Regions from separate parts of the Homo sapiens genome. Here region 2 is linked to region 1. Evidence: chromatin loops called from intact Hi-C (ENCODE). Cell type or tissue: Calu3. All regions are shown on one strand. Each heading gives the region's core, and the rest is flanking DNA. Links, peaks and the distances in the headings are about the cores only.

Region 1 (8,343 bases), core at 307-8,306:
AGCCATTTCATGCACTCTGCTCTAGCTCCCACATTATCTTTGGAGACATTCCACCGACCAGCCCCAGGGCCATTCACCAGACACATTCTCAAGTGAGATGGCCCTGGCATGTAGCTCAGATTCCTCAGCTAAACAGGGCCGTCTCCTCTGAGGACCACCCTCCTATACTTAGGGTACAGTTTGTTAGCCAAAGATATGTTAGGTCCTGCCGAGTTACAAAATACTACTGTTTTCTTTTTCTCCTGTAGGAACTTTATTTTTCATTCAGTGCTTTTGCATTGGCTCTCTTATGTCAGTATAAAACTTTGTAAGATTTTATTTGAGCCAGAAGGTGTCACTGTTATCTAAGACAATCTCAGAAGTTATTTTTTCCTGTTAACCGTGACACTCTACTAAATTACCTCTACCACAATCAACCTGGCCTGTCGCCCTGATATCAAACTTGGTTTATTTTTAATTGGTCTCCCTGTTACCACTCTAATTGCCCCATAGTCTAGCCTCCACAGAGCAAACAATTGTCCTTTTAAAAAATCAGCCAGATCATGTCACTCCTCTGCTCAAACCCTGCAGTAGTTTCCCAGCTCACATAGAATAAAAGCCAAGTCCTTGCCAAGATTCTCCATAATCCTCCCATACCCTGGCAACCCCTATTCTCTCATCTTATCTCCTACCTCCCACTCATTTTCTTACTCTGCTTCAGCCACCATGAGCAAACCAAACCCACTTCTGCCTCACATGCTTTGTTCTTCCTCTTTCCTTTGCTTGGAATGTTCTTCCTACAGATTTCCACATTGTCACTCCCTCACTTCATCCAGATATCTGCTCGGTTCCCTTATTTAGTGAGGCCCTCCCTGATCACTCTCTGTTTTTGTAACCCTTCTTCCTCTGCCCCCTCCCCCTACACTCTATTCCTTTGTCCTGCTTCATTTTTCTTCTTAGCTCCTATCATCTGATATTTAATTTTTTGTTTGTCCATCTCCTATCATCTGATAAAATTTAATTTTTTGTTTGTCCATCTCCTGTCATCTGATATTTAATTTTTTGTTTGTCCATCTCCGTCTCTATAATATAAGCTCCATACAAGCAGGAACTTTGTCTATGTCCTCAGTACCTAGAATATTCCCTGGCATATAATAGACAGTCAATATGTACTGAGTGAATACATGAAATTATCCATGTTTAAGAATTCTAGGCCAGGCACAGTGACTCATACCTGTAATCCCAGCACTTTGGGAGCCCGAGGCAGACAGATTACTTGAGGCGAGACATTCAAGACCAGCTTGGCCAACATGGTGAAACCCCGTCTCTACTAAAAATATAAAAATTAGCCAGGTGTGGTGGTGCACACCTGTAGTCCCAGCTACTCAGGAGGCTGAGGCACGGGAATCACTTGAACCCAGGAGGTGGAGGTTGCAGTGAGCTGAGATTCTTGCCCCTGCACTCCAGCCTGGGAGGCAGAGCAAGGATCTGTCTCAAAAGAAAAGAATTCTACGCTAGCTCTGGCTGCAGTCCCAAAGAGAATTATTGGGTTCTGAATATTGACTATTCTGAAAACTCAGGGCATATTAACAGCATAATTTAGATTCTTAAGAGTTAGAAAAGATCTTAGAAATAAACTAGTCCAAACTGTTGGAATTAAACTAGTCCAAACTGTTGGCATGTATTCTTAGATATTAAAGAACAAAAGAGTAAAATGGAAATAAGTTTTCTTTATGGTTCTAGTTTGATATTTCTTTTTTTTCTTTCATGATCTTAATGAACGCATAGTTTGATATTTTTTGAAGTACTTGGACATTCGATGGTATTTGGTCACCTAGCAAGTAGTCCTTAGGAAGTTTTTTGGTTTTTGTTTGTTTGGGTTTTTTTTGAGACGGAGTCTCACTCTGTCACTCAGGCTGCAGTGCAGTGGCACGGTCTCGGCTCACTGCAAGCTCCACCTCTCGGGTTCACGCCATTCTCCTGCCTCAGCCTCCCAAGTAGCTGGGACTACAGGCGCCCACCACCACGCCCGGCTAATTTTTTGTATTTTTAGTAGAGACGGGGTTTCACCATGTTAGCCAGGATGGTCTCGATCTCCTGACCTCATGATCCGCCTGCCACGGCCTCCCAAAGTGCTGGGATTACAGGCATGAGCCACCGCACCCAGCCATCCCCAGGAAGTTTTATGATTTTAGAGTGAAAAGCCATGAAACCATTTTGTTCACATATAATTCACATTTTCTGAGAAATAGCGTCATGTTAATAATAGTTGAACAAAATGAACTACACTGGCGAATTAATAGAGTACAGTTAATTATCTCTGCTGTAATATTTTCATGGCATTTGTATGTAACTTTACATTTGTTAAATTTCACTTTGTTATTAACATTGTGCTGCTTTATCTCCAATGCACAAAAGTGAATCCATTACTCAGAACTAGCCATTTAAGTATAAAATACTTGTGATAAAATGATGATAATATGGCAACTCAAAACAGCACCATAACATAAATAGTAAACAAGACCTAATTGGGAACATTTCACGTGAATATGTACTGAGATAAGTGAATAACTGCCATTGTGATAAACTCACAAAAAGGGCAAATAAAAAGTATAAAAACGATTATCTGGAAATAGAATTGTATTAGACTGGTTATCTTCTCCTCAGTGCCTTTTCTGTTATGAAACTTGGTCAAATAATGGCATGAAGTCATTGAAACTGTTGCATTATTTCAGAGTACAGTGAGTTTTTCTAGAACAAATGTAAAATAAGGCCTTCTAGTATGAAATTAATTTTGTTGTTAGACATAAAAGTGACCAAATTAAAAAGACATCGTTCTCTACCCTGCTCACAGCAAAAACAGTTAAGATCACACTATTTCTAAGAAACATATAAAGATCAGCCTCAGAATTAATGACAGATATCTCAGAAAAAGCAAAATCAGTTACCATGTGACTCTATTGAATGTTATATAATCTTCGTGGCATACAGTATAGAAGAACAATTAATATGTTTGCATGCTAGTGTTACTCAGTTCTTTCAGTTTGCATTTGGAAGAAACCACTGACATAGAGTGTGATCCAAGTATTAGCTTATGTGAGGTACATATATGATGAAGGAAAGTTAGAAAACTTTTATTTTCTATGTATCATTGAAAATCTATGTTACAGGAAAGGCTGTTTGTTTAGTTAATTATTTTGTCAGCTGTTTTTAGACTGGAAAGACAGACCATCAGCTATTTGTACAGCAAAGAAGGACATCATTACCCAAAAAAAGAGATTGAACCTAAAGTCAGTCTGTATTCTTATTTCCAAAAAGATTTAGAAGTTGAGAAATAAGCCTTTGATATTGAATGAAAATGAAGATTAGAAATACCAGCAAATCATAGCCGTTGAGTGCAGTTTTGCATGCTGTGCAAAAATTGCCAGTGAATAAAAGGTTTTGCTTATCCAAACCAACATATGCCAACTTTTGAGGAAAGAAGTGCTAACTTGAGTTTTTAAAATAAGCGATGAGATTTAAAATACTTCTTTATGACACTGGTGCTGGCAGTAGAGATATTTCTGTGGCTTGCTCCAATGGTGTGTCTTAGTGATATATTCAGTATCTTGATTGGCCAGAATCCACCACTGTAGGCTGAAATGCCAGGATTTTCCTTGTGGAGGGCAAGGTACTGATTTTCCTAAGATGACTAAGCTATAGTGGAGACTGCTCACACTAAGAGCTTACCAACTCTTCCCCCTTGAAAACTTTTCCTCTTAAGAGAGAAAAAAAAATTTTTGTTAGATATATTTTTTAAAGTCCTAACTCTACAGAAGACCATAAGGAAATACTTTTCTGAGCCATGTTAACCAAAGAGTGAATTAGAAATCTGTTCACCACTCCTGCCAAGTGAGAGCCAGGCTTCCAGCATTGGAGTTTGTTCTTCTGTACACATACATAGTAAAAATTATTTGTAACTTCTATGTCTGTATTTAATTCATTTTTCAAAAACTATATGACAGAGCCATCAAACATTTCCATTCCTGGTGACCTATACTTGTGAATTAGAGATTTCTAATTCAATAGATACCAAGAAGAAAGGAAACTGACTTACAATTTAACTTATATATCAAGTTGACTAAAGATCCCTTGGTGAAAAATGGTCAGATTTCATTTATTTCACTAGCAGAAAATAGTTATTCTAATTATGATTTATTGTAAAATTTTATTTGATATTTTAAATGATGATGAATTTTATTTACCTAGAAGAGAGCAGTTAGAAAAACAATAATTAGTGTAGAGTCAGCAGCTACATGCTTCACCACTAGATGGTGCTCCTGCCTCAGCCATCTAAAGTGCTGAATCAGTGATGTGGAAACCAACAAATGTGCTGATGAAGTGTGGCCACTGAATAAGGAGATTTAGGCTATGGAAAAATGGAATACAAATACATTGTCTTATAGTATTAGATAAGTAGGTTAGCACAGGCTAAAAATAGGAAATGCCTAACAGTCAAACTGTTTGCAGATTTTAAAAATTCAAAAAGAAGAGGAGAAAAATAAGCACGAATGGATACAGATTATAAAGTTTTATAATTTTTAACACAGTAATTTCATAAATAATATAAAGTATTTGAGTATATAAATATAAATTTTAGATAGAAAACTCATACTTTAAGATAAATTTACATTCAGAATCAAGAAATAAGGACAAAAATCTTCAATAGAAAAATGTGGTTTAATAATATATATTGAAATTGACTTTAACTTGAGAGAGGGGACATGGAATTATGATAAATCAAATTCTTAATGTTTATTTTCGTACATAAATTTTCTGTGCTAAAAATCCTCCATCGTTTTTACATGAACTTCCGCCAAGCTAGTGCTAAGAATACAGTATTGAGTAAGACATGTTCTCTGTCCTCAGTGACCTCAGAGTCTGAGTGGTTGGGGCCAGTAGAGAAATTAGGCACTGCCTAGTCCCAGCTCCCACCTAATTCAGGAATCCTGTCAACTTCTTCCTAAATACTTGTGGTGAAAAGATGAAAAGAAACCCAGCCACTTCATACAAACTCATTGCTTTATAGGGCTAATTTTAGGAAAGTCTTCCTTATATTGAAGCATTTCAGTATAAATGCATTTCTGTCTAGCAGTTGTAATTCTTCCCTTTGGTGAAACACAGAACAAGTCAGCTTCTTCTTCCGCCCAATAGCCACTCAGATCTTGATCACATCTACACTCTAGTCTTATTTTTTCTCAAGATTAAACATTACTACATTAGTAGCATCTTTCACAATCATTTTGAATATAGTTACACTTACCTGTTTTGTGGTTTTTGCACATTATATATGATTCTATCTATAAATAATAGACAAAAATACTGATATATGTGAAATACTAATTAGAGACCTTTCTTGGGTTGACATTCATCTGCTATGCAAAACTCTGAGTAGAGTTCTTCAAATAGTTATGAAGCCAACCCGTATTTCTCTAACACAAAGATAATACAAAAATCTTTGTTATGTAACTTTCAAACCTCATTATTTTATCAAGCAGTTATGGACCACCTGATATATAGAAAGCACCGTGGCTGGGCGCGGTGGCTCACGCCTGTAATCCCAGCACTTTGGGAGGCCGAGGCGGGTGGATCACAAGGTCAGGAGATGGAGACCATCCTGGCTAACACAGTGAAACCCCGTCTCAACTAAAAAACAAAAAATTAGCCGGGCATGGTGGCGGGCACCTGTAGTGCCAGCTACTTGGGAGGCTGAGGCAGGAGAATGGCGTGAACCCGGGAGGTGGAGCTTGCAGTGAGCCGAGATTGTGCCACTGCACTCCAGCCTGGGCGACAGGGTGAGACTCCGTCTCAGAAAGAAAAAAAAAAAAAAAGCACCATATAAGTTACTGGAATACAAGTCAAGAAAGACCTGGTCTCTTAGTGTTTGGAGGTGATGATGGTCAGGTGCACCAGCGTTTGGAATGTAACCACAGGGACAGCTAAAGGAGGCTCAGGTGGCAGTGGGAGCACAGAAGGCAGAGCTCTAGTCAGTCCCTGTCCTGGGGCCTCCCATGGAGCGTGGCACTTGAGCTCAATTCTGTAGGGTCAGAGGGGTTAGCACTGATAGCAGGGGTGGGGTAGTGAGCGCTGGACAGCTGAAATCTAGACCTTCATCCTGATGCTAGTTTTTCCCTGTTTAGAACAGTTGAAGAATCACTCTCTCTGCTGAAGAATCCAGAAAAGAAAGGTGGTTTAGTCCCTCATTAGGCCTACTATTGAGAAAGATGTCCAAATATCTTGCCTTATTTGTTCTTCTCGCACCAAAATATCTTGAAAAAGAGATCTAATTTCTTCCATGATAAAACCACCAAAGATACAGGATTTCTGTATTATTAGACTATCAAAATAAAAGCAGAATGCACCCCCCCACCCACCCAAAAAAATAAAGCTGCTCAAATTGCTCTTTTTACCACTGCTTCCTTTGGGAGAAGAAAAATAATCAGTGAAAGGGAAATGAAGTGGGTAGGAATGACTGCAGGTAAAATTGTTAAGAATGCACTGTGACCTCCTACCTCCAGGATTGCAGCTTCCATCTTCCTTCTCTGGTCTTCTCCTACACCACAGCACACACATCCTCAATCTAGACACATTTGCTTCTTATCTCCTCTTCTCCCATTCTATCCAAGGTTTTCTCCAGAGTTGCAATTCTGCTAAACCCATTAAAACACCAGCTAATAACAAAGATGTTCATGCCCAAATAAAAGTTAGGATATAAATTATCCCAGATGTATTTGAATTTCCATAGAGTCTAGAAGACCGAGAGTCTTCAAGACTCAAGTGAATAAGGCTATAATAACCAGAATAAGGCCCTCTTGAATCATACCACCTTGATAGCCACCCTTCTGACCAGTTAATCAATCATTAGGCCAACCCAGGAGATACTTCCCACCTCATATGCCTTCCCAAAACATTGAGCCCCATAAGCATTACTTGAATCAGGCATCACTGTATAAATTAGAGGTAAACAAAAGAAGTGATGTGAAGGCAGTTGGGAAGTGAAGACTTGTGAGCAGAGAATTTTTTTTATTCTTCTTGGAAGTACAGAGGCAAATCCAAAATATATAGATGTAGATTTAAAAATACAGTGCTGATTTTTACTAGGAATTACACTTAACATAATCAAAAAGCTAAAAGTTAAATTGGTCCCAAGTATGTTCATAAAATGGCCTTTGAGAAAGTAGTGGAGATCTTTAATGTTTTTATTTGGTTTTATTTTCCTTTTGGAACCAGGTTATTCAGAGAATATTCTACACAGTCAACAGATCTTGGAGTGGAAAAATTACTTCGACAGAGATAAGAAAAAGCAACTTTTTGCAAGTATGCCTTTCATTAGAATTCATGTGTAATGAGCAATTTAGATAATTTTCTTACTTTATTTAACAAATATTTGAGCGCTTACTCTATTCAAAGCACTGTCACTACTTTCAGTCATTAAGCATTTATCAAATACCTGTCGTGGGATGCTGGAATGTTTTGGGTGAGGGGGTAAAAATGAAGAGAATAATAAGGGATCTCTGCCTGAAGGCATGCACTCTGGAGCAAAAGAGTGAAGTGTACAGACACTAAACCTGACTTGATAAATTCCATAGACATGGATAAAACGTACAGAGGCGGCTTCACAATAGATAAGCCTGGAGGGGTGGGCTGGGGCTAGGTTGGGAAGGGTCTTGGAAAGGCCTTGGAAGATTTTAAACTTGATCCTTTCAGCAATGACTCTGTATCCAGCACCTGCTAGAGAAAAGTACTAAAAATTCCTTTTAAGAAAGAATACATTTCATTCAATTATTTTATTCATATTACCAAATGAGAGAGAAAGTATTGACCACTAGTGGGAGCCTTTTACCGAAGTAATCTTCATGCCTGATTGTTTAAGCTTCTGTAAACATAAAGTGAAATTGTTCACACTTGGAAGAAAATGAAATGTTTTATTTTTAAGAATCATACTAAATGGAATTTAGGCTAATAATACAACCTTACTTACTCTTTATTTTTTCCTATCTTCATCTGAGACAGAGTAATGAAGACTTGGCAAAATTAGCAGTCCATGATGGATATACAAACATTTTTTTATTCTAAAATGAACAGTCATCATCACAGTCAGTGTTGATATTTATTGAACACCTGATGCCTGCCTGGGCTCTCAGTAGGTAATATGGGATGGGTTAAAATGGCAGTAATTCCATAATACCTCAAGAGTAATGATGATAATCCCCCACTTTCCTGAAGCACATTATAGGTTGTAGTTTCTGAATCATTTTTATAATCCATAATTTTTTTTTTTTTTTTTTTTGAGACAGAGTCTTGCTCTCTTGCCCAGGCTGGAGT
Region 2 (8,343 bases), core at 278-8,277, 230 kb after region 1:
GGACTGTGTGTGTGGAGGTCCGTGGGAGACAGGAGCCATTTGTACCTTTTTTTGGTACAGCAGATTCCTGGGTCATTAAGTAAAGGGGACAGTGTTGGGCAAACTGAAGGCATCTGTAGATGGCCAATGCCTTCCTTAAGGGTACACTGTGCTCTCGGTAGTCCTTGTGCAACACATCGTGATGGCTCTCTGGTAACTCTAGAAGTCAGATTCTCCCTCTTCCCTAGGGTTTGCTGTTTTCTGTTATTGTTTTTGTCTTTTTTATTCTTGTAGTCTCTTCCTGCACCAAGGATTAGCCTGAGATGTAACCTTAAGGTCTTCCTTAGGTCTTTTCTGAGCCTTTGCAGGGGCACGTGCAATCACTTTCTAATTTTCCCTGCATATGCAGTTGTTTTTGAGTGTCCTAGTTGTTAACGTCTGGCTCCCAAAAGTAGAAAAAGAGAAAAAAAATGAAGATGGTAAAAAGATGTCAGCCCTTTAAATTCCTTGGAAGTCAGTTCAGCCCAAAGCAGGAGAGCCTCGCAACAGTGTGGGGAGTTGTAGCAACAGTGACCACCCATCTCTTTGCACCTCTGTGATCAGAAGCAGCAGTCAGCAAGCACAGATTCTCAATATTTGGAGGACAGGGTCCTTTTATGCCCACCCCGGCTCCTGCAAGCTGTGTGCAAACTGCTGCAGGAACACTTGCGGAAATATCTGTCATGGAGCTGGGGTGGGGGATGGGTAGCTGCTACTATGCTAAGAGCTGAAATTAACTCCAATTTTCAGTCCAATCCTTCCCCTGGAAGTTGCAGTCTTTCAACAGACGCCAGAGTCAAAATAGTTCCATCAGACAGATTCTGCCAGGCAATTGTTGCCTGGGTGGGGAGACAGATTCCTGGTGCTTCCTACTCTGCCATCTTCTAACTTTTTCTTAAGGTACATATGATAACTCTTGATTCTCATTATAAAGTTTTATATCCTGCTACCTATTAAATACTCTTGTTTGTAATTTTTTTCTGTCATTTATTTAGGGTTTTATTTTATTTATTTATTTTTATTTTATTTTATTATTATTATACTTTAAGTTTTAGGGTACATGTGCACAATGTGCAGGTTAGTTACATATGTATACATGTGCCATGCTGGTGTGCTGCACCTGTTAACTCGTCATTTAGCATTAGGTATATCTCCTAATGCTATCCCTCCCCCCTCCCCCAACCCCACAACAGTCCCCAGAGTGTGGTATTTAGGGTTTTAAAAATGTGGTTGTATACTGTCTATGTATAAATAAGAGTTCTGTCGGGTGCAGGGGCTCATGCCTATAATCCCAATGCTTTGGGAGGCTAAGGCAGGAGGATCCTTTCATGCCAGGAGCTCAAAACCAGCCTGGACAACATAATGAGTCACCATCTCTATAAAAAGTAAAAAAATTTGCTGGGTGAGGTGGCTGTCGCCTGTAGTCCCATTTACTTGGGAGGCTGAGATGGGAGGATTGCTTGAACCCAGGTGTTTGAGGCTGTTCTGAGTTATGATCATTGCCACTGCACTCCATCCTGGTGTGCAAGACTCCATCGCCAAAAATAAGTAAATGAATAAAATTTTATCTTTCCAGTTATTTTACATGTCATTTCTTTCCTTGTCTTGCATTGGCTACAACTCCCTATATGTCAAATGTAATGGTGAATCATAGTTGTGATTCTGGGCATCTTTGTATTGTTTGTAAGTTTAGCAAGACTGCTGTCAGTGTTTCCTAATTTATATCTTTTTTCATGTTGAAGCTACTACTGGCTTCTGTTTTAAATATTTTTGTTGTTGTTTATTTTGTTCTTAAAGTTAGGAATGAGTGTTGAATATTGTTGAATGCACTTTCAGTGTTTTTGGAGATGATCATGTGATTTTCTTCCTTAGATCTATTTATAAATCTATCCTAGTAGATTTCTGAATACTAAACTTCCTTCATTCCTGAAGTTGTATATTCTGTTTGCTAATGTTTTGAGTTTCTGCATTGATATTATGTGATACTAGTGCGTATATTTTAAGGTATTTTAAAATCAGGTTTTGGTATCGATGTTGTATTTGCTTTACTTATTTATTTATTTAAAAAAAATTTTTTTTTGAGACAGAGTTTTGCTCTTGTCACCCAAGCTGGAATGCGGTGGCACAATCTCTACTCACTGCAACCCCTGCCTCCTGGGTTCAACCAATTCTCCTGCATCAGACTCCCAAGTAGCTGGGATTACAGGCGAGCCCTACCATGTCCGGCTAATTTTTGTACTTTTAGTAGAGACACGGTTTCGCCATGTTGGCCAGGCTGGTCTTGAACTTCTGACCTCAGGTGATCCACCTGCCTTGGCCCCACAAAGTGCTGGGATTACAGGTGTGAGCCACCGTGCCTGGCCTGTATTTGCTTTATGTATTAGTGTTCTAGTGCTGCCATAAGAAAATACCATAAACTGCATAGCTTAAACAACAGAAATTTATTTTCTGTCAGTTCTGGAGGCTAGAAGTCCAAGATCATGGTGTTGGCAGGGTTGGCTTCATTCTGAGGTCTGTGTCTCTTTGGCTTCTGGACTACACTCTTGCTGTGTCCTCACGAGGTCTTTGCTCTCAGTGCATGCAGAAAGAGATCTCTGGTATCTCTTCGTCTTTTTTTTTTTTTTTTCCCTCAGAGACAGGGTCTTGCTTTGTCACCCAGGCTGGAGTGCAGCGGTGTGACTTTGACTCACTGCAGGCTTGACCTCCTGTGCTCAAGTGATCTTCCCACTTCAGCCTCCTGAGTAGCTGGGACTATAGCTGCATGCCACCACATCTGGCTAATTTTAAAATTTTTTGTAGAGATGGCAACTCACTATGTTGCCCAGGCTGGCTTTTCCAATTATTTATTTATTTTTTTTTGAGTTGGAGTCTGGCTCTGTCGCCCGGGCTGGAGTGCAGTGGCGTGATCTCGGCTCACTGCAAGCTCTGCCTCCCGGGTACACGCCATTCTCCTGCCTCAGCCACCCAAGTAGCAGGGACTACAGGCACCCACCACCATGCCTGGCTAATTTTGTTTTTGTATTTTTAGTAGAGACGGGGTTTCACCGTGTTAGCCAGGATAGTCTCGATCTCCCGACCTCGTGATCTGCCCGCCTTGGCCTCCCAAAGTGTTGGGATTACAGATGTGAGCCACTGTGCCCGGCTGGCTTTCCAATTCTTTTCTTTTTTTTGAGATGGAGTCTCACTCTGTCGCCAGGCTGGAGTGCAGTGGCACAATCTCAGCTTAGTGCAACCTCTGCCTCCCGGGTTCAAGTGATTCTCCTGCCTCAACCTCCTGAATAGCTGTGATTTCAGGCACCCGCCACCACGCTTGGCTAATTTTTGTATTTTTAGTAGAGACGGGGTTTCACCATGTTTGCCAGGATGGTCTTGATCTCCTGACCTCATGATCCGCCTGCCTCGGCCTCCCAAAGTGCTGGGATTACAGGCATGAGCCACGGGCGCCAACCCAGCTTTTCCAATTTTTAAAAGAATTCCAGTCCTAACAGATTAGGGTCCCCCTCTTATGGCCCCGTTTAACTTTAATTACCTCTGGAACATCCCTCTCTCCAAATTCACTTTTTTTTTTCTTTGAGACAGAGTCTAACTCTGTTGCCCAGGCCAGTGTGCAGTGGCGAGATCACGGCTCATTGCAACTTCCACCTTCCAGGTTCAGGAGATGCTTCTGCCTCAGCCTCTCAAGTAGCTGGGATTACAGGTGTGTGCCACCATGCCTGGCTAATTTTTGTATTTTTAGAGATGGGGTTTCGCCATGTTGGCCAGGCTGGTCTCAAACTCCTGGCTTCAAGTGATCCACTTGCCTCGGCCTCCCAAACTACTGGCATTAGAGGTGTAAGCCACTGCACCTAGACCATATATTTACTTTTAACTCAAAAAGTATTGTATTATTACACTTTTTTATTTTGCTTTTTAAAAAAACTTCTTCTGGCCGGGCGTGGTGGCTCATGCCTGTAATTCCAGCACTTTGGGAGGCTGAGGCGGGTGGATCACTTGAGGTCAGGAGTTCGAGACCAGCTTGACCAACACGGTGAAAACCTGTCTCTATTGAAAATACAAAAATTAGCCGGGTGTGGTGGTGTGTCCCTGTAATCCCAGCTACTGGAGAGACTGAGGCAGGAGAATCACTTAAACTGGGGAGGCACAGGTTGCAATGAGCTGAGATTGCACCATTGCATTTCAGCCTGGGCGATGAGTGAAACTGTCTCTAAAAAAAAAAAAAAAGAAAGAAAAAAAGTGAATATGCTAGAAAAGAGTCAAAGCAGTGACTTTAGAAGCTACTTAAGAGTGCACACACAAATCAATACGGTAGTCAGGGGAAGGCATTACTTCTGGGGAAGAAGAGTACAAAGGAAAGAGAGAGGTACCTTTGGAAATTGTGAAGGGAAAATGAAGCAAGGGGGTTACATTTATGTACCTGCAAGACATACAAAATCGAATACACTGAAGGACACTACATCTTTCCCCATCACCCTCCCTAAAATTAGTCACCCATGAACTAAACTGCACTTTGCTATACTGACAGAAGAGGGTGCTCTTGAACTAGGATTTTTGTTCATTTGTTCATCTGCCAGCTTTGGAGAATGCAGATACAAATAGTTTTCATTTATATAAAGCTACAATAAGAAAACAAAAAGTGAGAATGAAACATGTCAGTTGATGGAACTCCCTTCACTGTAAAAGTCAATCATGAAGCAGCTGACTATGCTTCAATCTGAGTGCAGTAGCCCCTGATAAGCATTTGAGGTTGTAAAAATAGAAAATTCAGAAACTAATGACAAGATGGAGAGATAATAGTAAGAAGTTAAAGCTGATTGAATTAAGAAAATGGGCAGGGGAGACAAAATTGCATCAGAAATGATATCAAAATTGCAAGGTGCTCAAAGGAGAATGTATTTCAATGAAAATTTAATAAGGAACATTAAAGAAAAGTAGATAAATAGCCTAAAAAATGAATGAAATAATATAAAAAAGTAAAAGTAGATTTTACATTCTCACCACAAAAAAGTATGTGAGGTGGTGGATATGTTAACTAGCTTTAGTCATCCTACACTGTATACATATATGAAAACATGTACGTTGTACATATATGCAATTATAAAATTTTAAAATAGTACAGATACCTTTAATACAATTATTGGTTATATTGTCACATCTGGGATTAATTTTTTAAAATTCTTAGTTAAATGTATGAGAAAAAAGTGACTACAATGAAAGGCAAAGAAGAATGAACATACATATAATTGGAGTGTCTGAAGAAAAACCAGTAGAACAGACTTAATATTTAAAACTGTAATCCAAGAAAATAGTCCAGAAATAAAATAAGATTCAGATTTATATAATGAAAGAGCACACTGAGCACGTGGGAAAATTGACCCAGAATTGTCAAACTAGAGAAAATATTAACTGTTCGATTTTTAAAATAAGGAGAAATACTCAGGACCTTTGGGCAGAAATCAAATGACTTACAAGGGCAAGAGAATAAAATGGCATCCAACTTCTCCAAAGCAACGTAGAAAAGCAAGGAAACAACAGAAAAGCACTTTCAGGAGGCTGAAGGAAAGAATCTGTGACTAAGGATTTTATGTTTAGCAAAGCTCACCTTCATGTATTAAGACTGCAGAAAACCAGTTTTAAACCAAGAACCGAGGGAAGTTTGTGTTAATGAGGCTTTCTTGAGGAATCTACTAGAGAATGAGCTTTATCCAATCAAGAGGTAGCTGGAGAAATTTCAACAAAAGGATTGGTAGTGATTATCTAATATACTTAATTATAATTCTAAGACTAAAACAGAAGTGGGGATGAGGGTAGAGAACAATGTATAAGTACTATATGTTTAGTTTCAGAAAAAAATGCAACTGAAAAATGGGAGGAGAAGAGAGGGGAAGAATATTGCAGAATCAGCTCACTGATTATTGTTAGCTAACAGATATCATTAAAAACAAACTAGTTAATAAAAGATTAAGGAAATGAACTAAAGGCATCAAAAGGCATAATTACAAAGGTAACCACTAGACTAAAAAATACAAACATTCTTTAATACTACTCACATAAACAGTATATATCATTGTGGGTAATGATAAAGGGGAAAAATAAAAAAAAAGGTAAAAGACAATAAATATAGAATACATAGTAATTATAAAAAATAATATGACAGGCCAGGCGTGGTGGCTCATGCCTGTAATTCCAGTACTTTGGGAGGCTGAGGCGAGCAGATCACCTGAGGTTGGAAGTTTGAGACCAGCCTGACCAACATGGAGAAACCCTATCTCTACTGAAAATACAAAATTAGCCAGGTGTGGTGGCACATGCCTGTAATCCCAGCTACCCGGGAGGCTGAGGCAGGAGAATCGCTTGAACCCAGGAGGCAGAGGTTGTGGTGAGCCGAGATTGCACCATTGCACTCAAGCCTGGGCAACAAGAGTGAAACTCCATCTCAAAATAATAATAATAATAATAATAATATGATAGTAAAAAAGTGTCATACCAATAAATATGGATGGGTTTGATTCACTTGTTAAAAATATGTCTAATTTGTTATGGACCAATTATATTCAGTATATAAATGTGATTCAGAAAGGCTAAAAATAAGGAATGGGCAGAAATATACTGGGAGAATGGAAACAATAACAGCAGTATTTGTGACACTAATATTGAACAGAGTAAAGTTCAGGTATTAACCATAATAAGGAAGGACTTTTTTTTTTTTTTTTTGATATGGAGTCTCACTCTGTAACCCAGGCTGGAGTGCTGTGGCACAATCTCAGCCCACCGCAACTTCCACCTCCCAGGTTCAAGTGATTCTCCTGCCTCAGCTTCCCAGGAAGGACATTTTCAACTGCTAAAAGCCATAGTTCACAATGATAATGTAAAGCATATCGAATATCTGTGCCAGAAATAACCACCATCTTTATAAAGCTGAAACTATAGGAGATTCAACAGACTTAGGTAGAAAGACTGAATAGGAGATGTATACACAGCATTGTTATTACAAAGCAGGTCAAATGGACAAAAGTAATAATTTAGGAGACCTAAATAACGTAATAGGTAGATCTTACACATTTCTTTTGGACTTTACACCCTGGTAATGAACAATAAATCTTATTCTGAAGTGCACATGGAATATTCACAAAAGTTGATCATATGTATTAGATCAGAAAGAAAACATCATTAAATCCCATAGAGCAAAAAATACTGTGAAACAACATTGCTTAAAATTAGAAACTTTTGTAGCAACTAAAACAAAAGTAGCCTCCAGCCGGGAAATAAATCTTCTAGTAAACAATTCTTGGATGAAAGGGGAAAATAGAAACCAAATGACAGAATTCTAAAAGAAAAAAAGACAAAACACTATGTGTCAAAACCTATAGAATATGTTTAAAACGATGAACAGATGAAAATCTGTTTCCTGAAACAGTAAAAATCAGAGAAGGAAAATAAACAGGCCAGGTGCGGTGGCTCACACATGTAATCCCAGCACTTTGGGAGGCCGAGGCAGGTGGATTGCTTGAGCTCAGGAGTTTGAGACCAGCCTGGGCAACACGGTGAAACCCCGTCTCTACTAAAATACAAAAAATTAGCTAGGCATGGCGGCATGTGCCTGTAATCCCAGGTACTCAGGAGGCTGAGACAGGAGAATCGCTTGAACCTGGGAGGCAGAGGTTGCAGTGAGCCCAGATCGTGCCACTGCACTCCAGCCTGGGTGACAGAGCAAGACTCCATCTCAAAAAAAAAAAAAAAAAAGAAAAGAAAAACAGATTCCCAACTGGAAAAGCCAGGGGAAAAAACCCTGTAAAATATTTCAGAATAAATCCAAGAAATAATTTAATAAGGATAAATGCAGAAATTTATGATGGAAATAGAAGAATAGCTGCAATTAGTAAACACTGGCTAACTTCAAAAAAGAGACAGTAAAAGCAGAAGTATGAAGTGAGAAAGGGAATAACCATTGAAAAAGAAGAAACTTAAGAATCGTTAAGAGGCCAGGTGTGGTGGCTCATGCCTATAATCCCAGCACTTTGGGAGGCTGAGGTGGGAGGATCGCTTGAAGCCAGGAGTTGAAGACCAACCTGGGCAACATAGTGAGTCCCTGTCTCTACAAAAATTTTTAAAGTTAACTGGGTGTGGTGGCATGCACCTATAGTCCCAGCTACTTGAGAGGCCTCAGTGTAGGAGAATTGCTAGAACACAGGAGTTCAAGGCTGTAGTGAGCTGTGATTGCACCATCATACTCCAGCCTGGGCAACATAGTGAGACCCTGTCTCAAAAAAAAAAAAAATTCTAAGAGACAAGATACATTGGAAAATTTGTTTGGAAAACACAGTTTAA

Evidence for each region. A loop is a pair of places that touch in the nucleus more often than their neighbours do. Peaks named below come from ENCODE experiments on the same cell type or tissue, not always from the same donor. Only the 100,000 strongest peaks of a DNase experiment are listed, where the experiment ranks them.
Region 2: a loop joins it to region 1, with 3 times the contacts of the local background. A loop is called at or near these places in 10 of 110 quality-filtered maps.

Annotation. Positions count from the first base shown.
Region 1 is chr3:136,071,119-136,079,461 of GRCh38, forward strand. It overlaps PPP2R3A (protein phosphatase 2 regulatory subunit B''alpha), which reads left to right. Exons shown (of 14, transcript NM_002718.5): 7 at 7,249-7,335. Among named protein-coding and RNA genes, the nearest start is that of PPP2R3A, 110 kb to the left of the region's middle. In Calu3, for the core only: a CTCF peak has its summit at 4,287 (motif pointing right); a DNase peak (open chromatin) is centred at 4,303.
Region 2 is chr3:136,301,523-136,309,865 of GRCh38, forward strand. All of the region lies in intron 9 of PCCB (propionyl-CoA carboxylase subunit beta), which reads left to right. Among named protein-coding and RNA genes, the nearest start is that of PCCB, 55 kb to the left of the region's middle. In Calu3, for the core only: a CTCF peak has its summit at 4,547 (motif pointing right); a DNase peak (open chromatin) is centred at 4,519.